2 separate regions of the Mus musculus genome follow, and region 1 is linked to region 2. A link is a loop called in an ENCODE intact Hi-C map of the cell type or tissue named here. Cell type or tissue: left cerebral cortex. All regions are shown on one strand. Each heading gives the region's core, and the rest is flanking DNA. Links, peaks and the distances in the headings are about the cores only.

Evidence for each region. Hi-C counts contacts between places; a loop is a spot of excess contacts. Peaks named below come from ENCODE experiments on the same cell type or tissue, not always from the same donor. Only the 100,000 strongest peaks of a DNase experiment are listed, where the experiment ranks them.
Region 1: a loop joins it to region 2, with 2.0 times the contacts of the local background. A loop is called at or near these places in 4 of 42 quality-filtered maps.

The regions. Positions count from the first base shown.
Region 1 is chr8:70,237,731-70,243,100 of GRCm38, reverse strand. Sugp2 (SURP and G patch domain containing 2) reads right to left here. Exons shown (of 11, transcript NM_172755.4): 3 at 1-610. Among named protein-coding and RNA genes, the nearest start is that of Armc6, 6.0 kb to the right of the region's middle. In left cerebral cortex, for the core only: a CTCF peak has its summit at 2,235; no DNase peak of the experiment used is centred there.
Region 2 is chr8:70,290,890-70,296,259 of GRCm38, reverse strand. Homer3 (homer scaffolding protein 3) reads right to left here. Exons shown (of 10, transcript NM_001146153.1): 7 at 5,097-5,253; 8 at 4,832-4,942; 9 at 4,657-4,743; 10 at 1,899-3,285. The coding sequence ends at 3,094. Ddx49 (DEAD box helicase 49) reads left to right here. Exons shown (of 13, transcript NM_001024922.2): 8 at 609-685; 9 at 796-893; 10 at 1,499-1,573; 11 at 2,173-2,261; 12 at 2,361-2,432; 13 at 2,573-3,394. The coding sequence ends at 2,752. Among named protein-coding and RNA genes, the nearest start is that of Ddx49, 8.9 kb to the left of the region's middle. In left cerebral cortex, for the core only: no CTCF peak of the experiment used is centred there; a DNase peak (open chromatin) is centred at 1,984.

The DNA of each region.
Region 1 (5,370 bases), core at 70-5,069, 53 kb after region 2:
GTCATGCTTTTCAGTGTGATAAGCTTCCCAACACCCTTTGCTCCAAGCAGACCCTGGGTGTCCCCCTTTCCTAGTAGAGTGCCTTCCTGGTCAGCTATGTTTAGAGATCGGCCTCTGGTCAGGACTTGCCCACTGCTTCTAGACACAGAGTCCACCTCCCCAGGATGGTCCAGGTCATAATCCCGACTTTCCTTCTCCATCCGCCTGGAGGAGGCCAAGTCTCCTAACAATGAGGGCCCAAAACCATATTCCTGTGACCAGGAGGATTCTTGAGAAACTGAGTGGCCCAAGTCTTGTTCCCAAGAGCCACGGAGCGCAAGTTTCCAGTCCTGAGAAGGAAAATGTCCCAGATTCCGGTGGCCAAAACTCTGGTCCCGGGAGTCAGTATGGGCTGGTTCCAGATCCCGGCCACATTCTTTGCGAAGATAGCTGTCTTCACCAACCGACTGGTTGCTAGATCTGAAGGAGGGTCCCACAAACATGTCACCTCTCAGACCCTCTCTTCCCATGTCTAGTGAATACACTCCAGATCCACTGGCGGAGTACCTGCTATCACCATGAATGTCCTCATAGACATCTGCTCTGGCTCTTGAGCCTGTCCTTAGGAGATCTGAAATAGATGGCCAGACAAACAGAAGGCACTTTAGAGCATGGACTCTAGACAGGTGTGAGGTGCAAACAATCTACTCTAATATTGCTTAAAATGGGTAGAGAGGCATCAGGATGGCTTAGTGCTTACCATGCAAGTGTGAGGACGTGAGATCAGAACCCACTGAAAAACCAAACAGGCGTGGGTGCCTGTAATCTCCCATTCTCAGGAAGTAGAGACAAGGAATCCCTGAGGCAAGCTGGCCAGCCACAGTGGCCAAAATTGGTGACTCCAGGTTCAGGAAGAGCCACAGTTTCAATAAATAAAGTGGAAAATGACTGGGGAAGATACCTGCACACACAGAGCACCCAGGTGTACACAGACAACGTGTGCACACACCCCGCCCCCCCACACCAATAAGAAAATGTCTATGGTGCCACCTCCAGCTCTCCACTAGCCAATCTGCACTGACCCACTGAGACCTGCAGTCATATATTCAACCAAGCCAGAGTAAAAATACATGGGAAACTTGTACCTGCATCAGTGTGGCCTTTCCCAGCATTCTCCCTATACAACAGCAGAAAGCACTGCCACCCACAGTTCCTGGTTATATTTGAGAGGATTCAAAACACATGGAAGAGGAGCACCTCTGTGCTGTGCAGATACCGCCATGCCATTGCATATTAAGGGGAAGCATCTTCTAAGCTTGCACTATATAGGGGCTAGAAATCCATGTGTGGGGCAGTGGATGGGGCCACCAGACAGAAGGACTTGTAAGGTAGTAGCAAAGTTCAGAACCCTGATAAAGCTCATAACTGAGAATGGCAGGAGTTCAAACTAGCTCCTGATCAGATTCCTGTCCTGGAACCACAATAAGTGGAGCATGACAAATGGTCACATAGTGTAGTGCCGTCTAGAGTTCTCCATGTTAATGAGGTATCCAGGGGCCTCCAAGTGTAGCCAATGAACATCCCTTCCCAGGCATCCTCATCTACCATGAATCTCCCCCCCCTACACACACAGCAGGGGCTTATCACAGGCCTTCAGGGCCTTATTCCCAACTTGTCACGGTTTCCAGCGATGCCTGGGTAAACAGGAAGATGGGAGCCCTGTTCTCAACTCTGAGTTTCCCAGCAGCATCTGTGTACACAGGAGGTTGAGAACCACACCCATGTCCTATGGGCAATTAGGAGTGATCACACTTATGAAGACATGTCTGTAAGCACCAGGCTTGAGCTTACCTGCTACCCGCTGTGGCCATTAGCCAAGACAGGACAATGGGTGACTCTTGAGGCACACATTAGCATCAGACACAGGCTCCCAAACTCATCACCAGCCCCCACCCCAACGTCACTCCACCCACACTTTAGAGAAGGGTCTATGAAGCCTGGATCTTCCACTGTGCCTGGCCCACTTCAGAGTTTTCATTTCTTTTTTTTTTTTTTGTTTTTTTCGAGACAGGGTTTCTCTGTGTAGCCCTGGCTGTCCTGGAACTCACTCTGTAGACCAGGCTGGCCTCGAACTCAGAAATCTGCCTGCCTCTGCCTCCCAAGTGATGAGGTTAAAGGCGTGCGCCACTTCTGTCTCAGAAGTTTTATAAGGCTGCTGCTCTTATTGCCTCCTGGAGGACTTCCTATCCCACACTGCCACTGGGAGGCAGCAGCAGCCTAACCCTAACCCACACCCAGGACAGCTGAGCAGGCAAAGGCCTGACCCCTGACCCCAAAGTGGTAGAAAGGCCTGCCTGGCATTAACCCTCATCTCTCTGGGGTTGAAATAGAGCCAGAGGCAAGTAGAAGTCACACTAAGTAAGGCTATGTCGGAGAGTCAAGTGTCATTCAGGGATGGGGGGGGTGGTTACACAGACGTCATTGTAGTTCCATCTGGACACAAAAAGAAACGCTGCAAGAAGCTGCCCCCAAAAGCTATCCATGGTGACAGCAGGGCCCAGGCATCTTTCTCGCAGTTGGATTTTAAAACAAAACCTACAATAAAGTAAAAAAAGAAAAAAAAAATCTGACAAAAAGGTACTGGTTACAAACACCTGGAAGGCCATCATTCAGGAGCTGAGGGGAGATAGGACTGAGCTTCAAGGCTAGCCTGAACAAGCAAGAAGACCTGTATCTCATCTTAGGACCCATATTAAATATGTATCAGCATTAAGTCTATAACCCCAGTGGTGGGAAGGCAGGGACAGGAAATCTCAGGGTCCACTGGCTAGCCCATCTAGCCACATCAGTAAGCACCTAGTATCTCAAAAGTCAAGGTGGGTTACTCTTACACATTACTAAGTCCAGCCACAGCACAAGGTACAACCTTGGCTGTCTCTGGAACCTAGCCTCTGTGCTCTCAGAAAATACTTCCCAGGAGATATCACCTCATTGATGCTGGCCTCTTCTTAATCATCACTAATTTCTTAGCTCCAGCTTTAGCTTGTACTTGTGGCTGGACTTAGTAATGTGTAAGAGTTACCCAGGTGGTAGTGGTTTTGAAGGCATGAAGGGGTCATGAAGAACAGCTGGGGCTTGGCACTGTGAGAAAACATGGAAGGCCATTGGTGAAGGTGCAGCCTCAGTTGCAATTGATGGCCCAGGACTGAAGGGGTCATGCAATAGAGTTGAGGCTTCACACCATAAAGAGAGCCTATGAGAGGTTATTGGTGAAGCCTAGTTGCAGCAACAGACAGCAGAGTTTTGGAGATGCCAGTACCATGAAATGACCACCAAGAACAGCAGCAACAGTGGAGTACAGGCAGCTGGAGCCTAGAAGACAAGGTGTGTGCTACAAAGGGCAGAGCTGGAGAAGTGACCCAAGCCCTTGGAGGAATCCAGAAGATCGTGAGTGGATCCCAGACATTGAACAGTTGGAGTCTGATTTTCCTTTTGATTGTGACTATGCCCTGATATTTTTCCCTGTTGAAGGAAGAAAGTATTTTAGTGGAGCCCACAGTTAAGAGACTTTTCATTGTAAAAAGACTTTGAATTTTAAAAGACATTGGATATTTTAAAGGGATTGAAATTTTAAGAATTTGCAAAGACTGTGGGACTTTTAAAGTTATTTAGATCTTGGAGATGAATAAGAAAGTGAGGGTTGAGGCTTAATAGCGATGAGTTTGTGTGTCAACTTGACAAGGGGTCAAATGTACTGGCTGGTTTGGTCAACTTGACACAAGCTATCACAGAGAAAGGAGCTTCAGGTGCCAAGTAGGAAATGCTGCCATGAGATCCAGCTGTAAGGCATTTTCTCAGTTAGTGATCAAATGAGGAGAAGGACCATTGTGGGTGGGACCATCTCTGGGCTGGTTGTCTTGGGTTTTACAAGAAAGCAAGCTGAGCAAGTCAGGGGAAGCAAGCCAGTAAAGAACATCCCTCCATGGCCTCTGCATCAGCTCTTGCTTCCTGACCTGCATGAGTTCCAGTCCTGACTTCCTTTGGTCAGCAATATGGAAAGTGTAATCTGAATAAACCCTTTCCTCTCTAACTTTCTTCTTGGTCATGATATTTGTGCAGGAATAGAAACCCTGACTAAGATACCCCCTTCCCCCTCCCAATAAAAAGACAAGAAAATGAACAGGTACTATGTATTAGAGTAATTGAAGAAAACACAAAAACCCACACTCATGGGCAAATACAAGTTCCCTTCTTTAGCAAGCACAGAAGTGTACACAGTAGGCACTGCCGTTACCAAGGGAAAGAGGTGGCTCAGTGGCAGAGCCCTTGTCTAGTACATATCTGGTCCTGAGTTCACTCTGAGCTCAGAAAAGAACACCCTCCACCCCCATGTATATGCATACACTGGTGGAAGGTGGGTACCAAGCAGGGTGATCCAATGGGCAGGAATACAGTGGGAAATGCTATTCTAAGACACTCTCATCATGTGTGAAGGGGAGGGGTGGGGGCAGACATAGAGCCCCACCAGCAAGAAACAAACTGAAATCATTTTTGGGCATGACTGTGGTCTTGGTGCAGTCAAGGTGGCAGAGTTAAGAGGCAAGAACAGAGCCAGGCAGTGGTGGCACACGCCTTTAATCCCAGCACTTGAGAAACAGAGGCAGGAGAATCTCTGAGTTTGAAACCAGCCTGGACTACAGAGTGAGTTCTGGGACAGCCAGGGCTACACAGAGAAATCCTGTCTCAGAAGACAAAAACAACTAATCAATCAAACAAAACAAACAAACAAAAAAGAGGCAGGAATCATGGCTGTATCATGCATTTCCTATGCCAGATTTACAGAAAAGAAAAATGTCCAGGATCAAGCAGAAGCCAAAGAAAGGATAACTGATAACATACAGCCTTGTTCCAAAACTAAGCGGCACTCTGTAAGGCCTGCTGTTTCTCTGCCAATCAGTTTTTCTTTTTCTTTCTTTCTGAGGCAGAGTCAAGCTGACCTCAAACTCACAGGGATCATGCTGCCTCATGCTGATACTATGTATCAGAACACAAGCCTTCACTAGTCTTCCTGAGGAAATTAAGATGTGATGTGTGGGGAGATAGCACAGTGGTTAAGAATGCTTGCTGTGCAAGCGAGTTAAAATTCCTACCACCCACAAAAGGGCCAGCCATGTCTGAACAAGCTGCAGCTACAGCACTAGAGTGAGGGTCACTGGCCAGCCAGTCTAGCTGAAATAAACAGGGAGCTTCAGCTTCAGTGAGTAACCTTGTGTCCCCCCCCCTTCCCCACCCCAGAACAACAAAAACTAGTAAATTAGTCAGGCTTTTAATCCCAGCACTTGAGAAGCAGGAGGATTTCATTGAGTTCAAGGTTAACCTGGTCTACATAGC
Region 2 (5,370 bases), core at 81-5,080:
TTGCCTAGCATGGATGAGACCCTGGGTTCCATCCCCAACCCTGTTAACTGGGCATAGTGGTCTGTCACTCAGGAGGTGAGGCAGGAAGAGCAGAAGTTCAAGGCCAGCCTTGACTACATAGGAAGTTCAAGACCAGTTTAGGCTAATAGAGACCCTGTCTTTGGTTTTGGTGGGGTTGTTTGGTTTGGTTTTTGTTTGTTTGGGGGAGTTTGTTGGTTTTGATTTGTGGGGTTTTTTTTGTTTATTCATTTGGTTTGATTTTGCTTTCTTTTGTCTTTGGTACTTTGAGACAGGGCCTCTCTATGTAGCCCTGTTTGTCTTGGAGCTCCCTATGTAGACCAGGCTGTCCTCAAAATCATAGAGATCTGGCTGACTCTGCTTCCCAAATGCTGGGATTAAAGTGTGTGTTAGCATGCCTAGCACAGCCCTGCCCCCCCCCCAAAAAAAAACACAAAAGAAGACATCACAACACTGTGATACCGCTCCCCTCCTCATGTCATCCTGTTGTCCCCTTTGGCTCTGGGACCACCTTCCTCCCTGGTCTGGTCTCAGCCCTGTCCCCAGGCTTACTCCATCTGCTCACAAACCTTTTCTCACCTATGGCACAGAAAGAGCGCTTTGCGGCCCTGGCCAAATTCAAGTCCAGCATCTATCGGATTCTTATTGCCACTGACGTGGCCTCAAGGTGAGACCACCGTGGCACAAGCAATGAGACCAAGAAGCTGGGCGTGGGGAAGCTGAGTGTAAGCCTTGGTTTCCCTACATGGACTCCAGCTGAATGCTCTGTACCTCCAGGGGCCTGGACATCCCCACCGTGCAGGTGGTCATCAACCACAACACCCCTGGGCTTCCCAAGATCTACATCCATCGGGTTGGCCGCACAGCCCGTGCAGGTGAGCAGAGCCAGGTACGGGAGGTTCCAGCTGCAGTGGGAGGCACTGGAGAACTGGGTCTACCACTCAGTGGGAACAGCTTTCCAGTGTCCTGGCTTCCATCCCCAGCCTGATGCCTCACTGAGATGCTGACCCAGGGGCCAGGGGAGGCATCTGCTTTGATATTCCCTCGTGCCTGAATTGATGGGGCCAGACTGGACCTGCTATCCTGCCCCTGTGGGTTTTGGGAAGTCTGAGAGTGACCCTGTCTTAACAAATAATAAGCACTGAGAAGCTGGCTGCTGTGGGTCATGAGCCCTATCAGCCGACAGTCTCCTTCAGCTTGGTCACCACTGAAGAAAGAGCAGTAGAGGACTAAGCTGGCCTCCAGCCATAAAGGAAAAGCAGCTTGCTGTCGGCCCTCATAAAGGGCAGCTTAGCAGACCTGCTCCCTACTGTCTCTCAGCTTCCCAGTGTCCCCTCTGCCTGTCATATGCAGAGCCCACCCTAGGGGCAGCCCTAGTCCTCTTCACTGATTTCTTGCCTCTGCAGAGGTCCCTGGAGCTGATCAGCTGGGACAAGCCTGTTGATGGGGCCCAGGTTCTATGACAAATGTGTCCCCACAGGGAGGCAGGGGCAAGCCATCACACTGGTGACGCAGTATGATATCCACCTGTTGCATGCCATCGAGGAGCAGATCAGTAAGTGGGTAGGGTCCAGGGTGGGTCCTGTCCAAGCCTGGGAGATGAATTCCTCTCCCTAGCTTACCTTACCCTGGGATATCTATTCCAGTACTCACCCTGAAAATGCACCCTGCACACAGGACGCCAACCCTGAAGGTCCCTGTGTGGTTTGGAGGTTGACAAGGACATGAGTTCTCAGGCAGGCCCTACAACCTACGTTAAACAGCCACCAAGGCGGGCCATCTGGAGCTCCTTGTAGAAGCTCTTTCAGTTTAACTCACAGTGGCCTGAAGACCTGTGCTCACAATGCAGAGCCTGTCTCAGCCTCTCAGGGAGCCAGATCTCACTTCATTTACTTGTTCATTTGTTTATTCAGTCATTAATTTGAGACAGATTCTTGCTCTACAGAGCTGGCCTGGAACTCAGCTGGAACGAGTGATCCCCCTGCCTCCAACCTCCCAGTGCTGTGATGACAAGCATGTGCTGCCAAGCTTGGCAGCATTTTGCTTTTTCTAAATATCATCAGTCCACATTTGGTTGGATCCAGACATCCAGAGCTGGGGGTGCAGAGGGCTGGTTGCACTCCCAGCCCAACTCAGTGTTTCCTGTCCCTGCAGAGCAGCAGCTGGCAGAGCTGGTGGTGGAGGAGGCTGAGGTTCTACAAATCCTCACGCAGGTCAACGTAGTGCGAAGGGAGTGCGAAATAGTAAGTGTGGCCAGCCTGTCAGGGTAGGGTGGAGTGGGGTGAGGTGGGCGGGGCTTCCTGCCCCAGGCCTGACTGACCTGTTCCCCTCCCCACCCCTAGAAACTGGAGGCTTCGCATTTTGATGAAAAGAAAGAGATCAACAAGCGGAAACAGATGATCCTGGAGGGGAAGGTAGTATAGGGAGGCATGGGTATGCAGGGACAGGCATAAGAGTGTGGCCAGTAAGGGTGGGTGGGACCTGGGGTCGGGTAGGGGTGGGGGAGCCAGTCCCTGGGAAGCTGCCCAGTTACATTCTCAGCTCCCTTCCGCAGGACCCAGACCTGGAGGCCAAACGCAAAGCTGAGCTGGCCAAGATCAAGCAACAAAACCGACGCTTCAAGGAGAAAGTGGGGCAGACACTTCGGCGGCAGAAAGCAGGGAGCACTGTCCGACGGTCGCGTCCTCCCAGATCTCGGCCCCAAGAGCCAGCCCAGGCTGAGGCTCAGGACTGAGCTGTAAACCTGGTGCTGGTGGCCCCTGACTTCAGTAAACACTCTTTGAAGTTGTCAGTCTGACTTGAGAATGGGGTGGGATGAGTACAGGGCCTTCAGGTCTCAGGATCCCAAAGCCTCTGTTGCCCCATGGGGATGACTAGTGCAGCCTTCCCTCGCAGTGTCCCTGGGGCGCAGGGCAGCAGCAGCCAGGGACAGCAACGCCACACGTAGAAATGTAACCTGGGTAGAAGCACTGCCCAAGGATTCTAGAAAACTCTACACAGTGCAAAGCTCAGAGACAGCTGGGGTCCCCTGGCCCCTGCCAGGGCGCCTTGAGGCCGCAGACACTCCATGGCAGACTAGGGTGCTGCCTCTGCCAGGCGTGCCAGGCCTTCACGCAGCTCGCTGAGCTCAAACAGCCGAACATCCAGCAGCTGCGCAGCCCGGCCCACCTCCGCCCGTGCGCGCTCCCGCTCGGCCCGCGCCTCCTCCAGGTTGCACTCCATCGACCGCAGCTGCTGCTCCAGCTCTGCATTCCGGGTCTCCAGGTCCTACACGGGGAAGACGGGGTGGGGTGGAAGCTCTGGTTGCCAGTTATGGCTGATGTGGCCCATGGCTCTCACCGGGTCAGTAAAGTGCCATTAAAGTGTGAAGTACTGAGTTTGGAATCCAATAGCTACATACAAAGCATGGCTGGCAAGCATTTGTAATCCCACTGCTGGGAAGACAGGCAGGATTCCTAGAGCATACTGGACAACCTAAGCATCCCCAGGCCAGTAAGAGACACTGTTTCTTCCTATTCTTTTATTTTTTTTTTGATTTTTTTTTTTTGGAGATAGGGTTTCTTTGTGTAGCCCTGGAACTCACTCTGTAGACCAGGCTGGCTTCAAACTCAGAAATCCTGCCTCTGCCACCTAAGTGCAGGGATTAAGGGCATGCACTGCCACTGCCTGGCTAGAGACCCTGTTTCTAAAAACAAGATGGACTGTAGAGATGGGTCAGTGGGTAAGAGTATGAACTTCTCCAGAAGACCTGAGTTCACTTCCAAGCACTGGTGTACAATACCACACATGTAACTAAATCTTAAAGCTACATGCACTGCATGTCTCACAGGCCTTTAACCCAGCACTCGGGAAGCTGCTGCTAGAGACACAGTCAGTATGAAAAACAAAAACCCCAAGATGAAGGTTTAATCCCCAGTACCCACATGATAGAAGGAGGGAAGAATGCTTAATAGCATGCTCTGGAGCCAAGCACTTTTAATGAAGTGGGCAGTGGAACTAAAGAGATGGTTACCTGAGGGCCCTGAATTTCAGTTGCCTTTCACCCACACATAATCTAATGCCCACAGCCACTGCCAGCAGCTGTAACCTCAGGGTGGGAGAGCAGGGTCCCACTGTTGATTGACTCAGCACCCAGCCATTCTGGTAGTAAGATAGTCTCAAAGGATGGTGTGCAAAGAAACTGAGGAAGACAGCAGCTCCAGCTTCCATACACATGCATGCGCATCTGTACCCACATGGGATGTATGTATGCACATACACTATACACAAAAACCCATGATAGGTGGTACCTGGGTGACATATAAATGCATAGAACAGGCTTCCTGTAGATTCTCTCCCTGGGAATACAGTCCTGTGACCAGGAGGGCCAATGATTCTGGGGTCCTGGGCCTTTGCACAATCTGCTCCCGCCCTCGAAGACAACAGGGTCATCTCCCCAGGACATTCCTGGAGATGCTCCAGATACTCTTGGCTGAGGTCTCTGGAAGTTTCCCTGGGACCTTAGACTGCTCAGATGTGGGAAGACTAAGTATGAGGTTGCTTAGCAACTTTAAGTAGACAGCCCTATTCCACTCGCAGGCAGATGGGACCTGTTCTACCCCAGGGGGTCACTCTTACAGCTGAGGTCCTGCAGCCAACCTGAACTTGCTGCTGTGTCTCTTCGCGCTCGGCAGTGTCTGGAGCCTCTCGGGTGCCAGTGCTCTGATTCTTCAAAGTCTGGATCTCCTGGAGAAGAAGGTGTCCCAGGTGTCCTCAGAGGCCCTGGATTCCCGAGGAGAGTACGACACGATCCCTAAGCTTGCCCCTGGCTCACCTGGTCCTTGGTCTGCACCCGAGCCTCCAGCTGCTCCACCGACTGGCTGGTTGCTTCTTTCTCTCCTGCCCGGACTGGCTCTACAGCCACCTGGGCCTCCAGCTCTGCTACCTGCACACATGCAACCCAGTGGTCCTACCATCCTCTGGGACATGAAGGGCCTGATGACCCCTATGAAGCTCTCACAGTTTCAAATCATTTTACAGCAAGAAATGGCCTGCTGGGGACTGATGGGTAGAAGGGATGTGGGGTGAGGGGTCCTCACCCGCTGCCTCAAGAGTTCAGCCTCTGCACGTTGGACCTCCAGTTGTTGCCTCCACTGAGTGGCCGCTGCGTTGGCCTCCCGAAGGGCTCCCGCCAACCTCTGGTTGCTGTCCTGAAGCGCGAAGAACTCTGCCTCCCACTGGACCTCCCCTACAGAGCTGGAGGGAAGACACCGGGCTGGGGGTGTGCATGGTCAGGACAGTGGCATCTGGAGGAGGCTATCCTGGACTAAGCAGGGCCAAAGCAACACTAAGCCAGGGAGTGGGACCATGAAA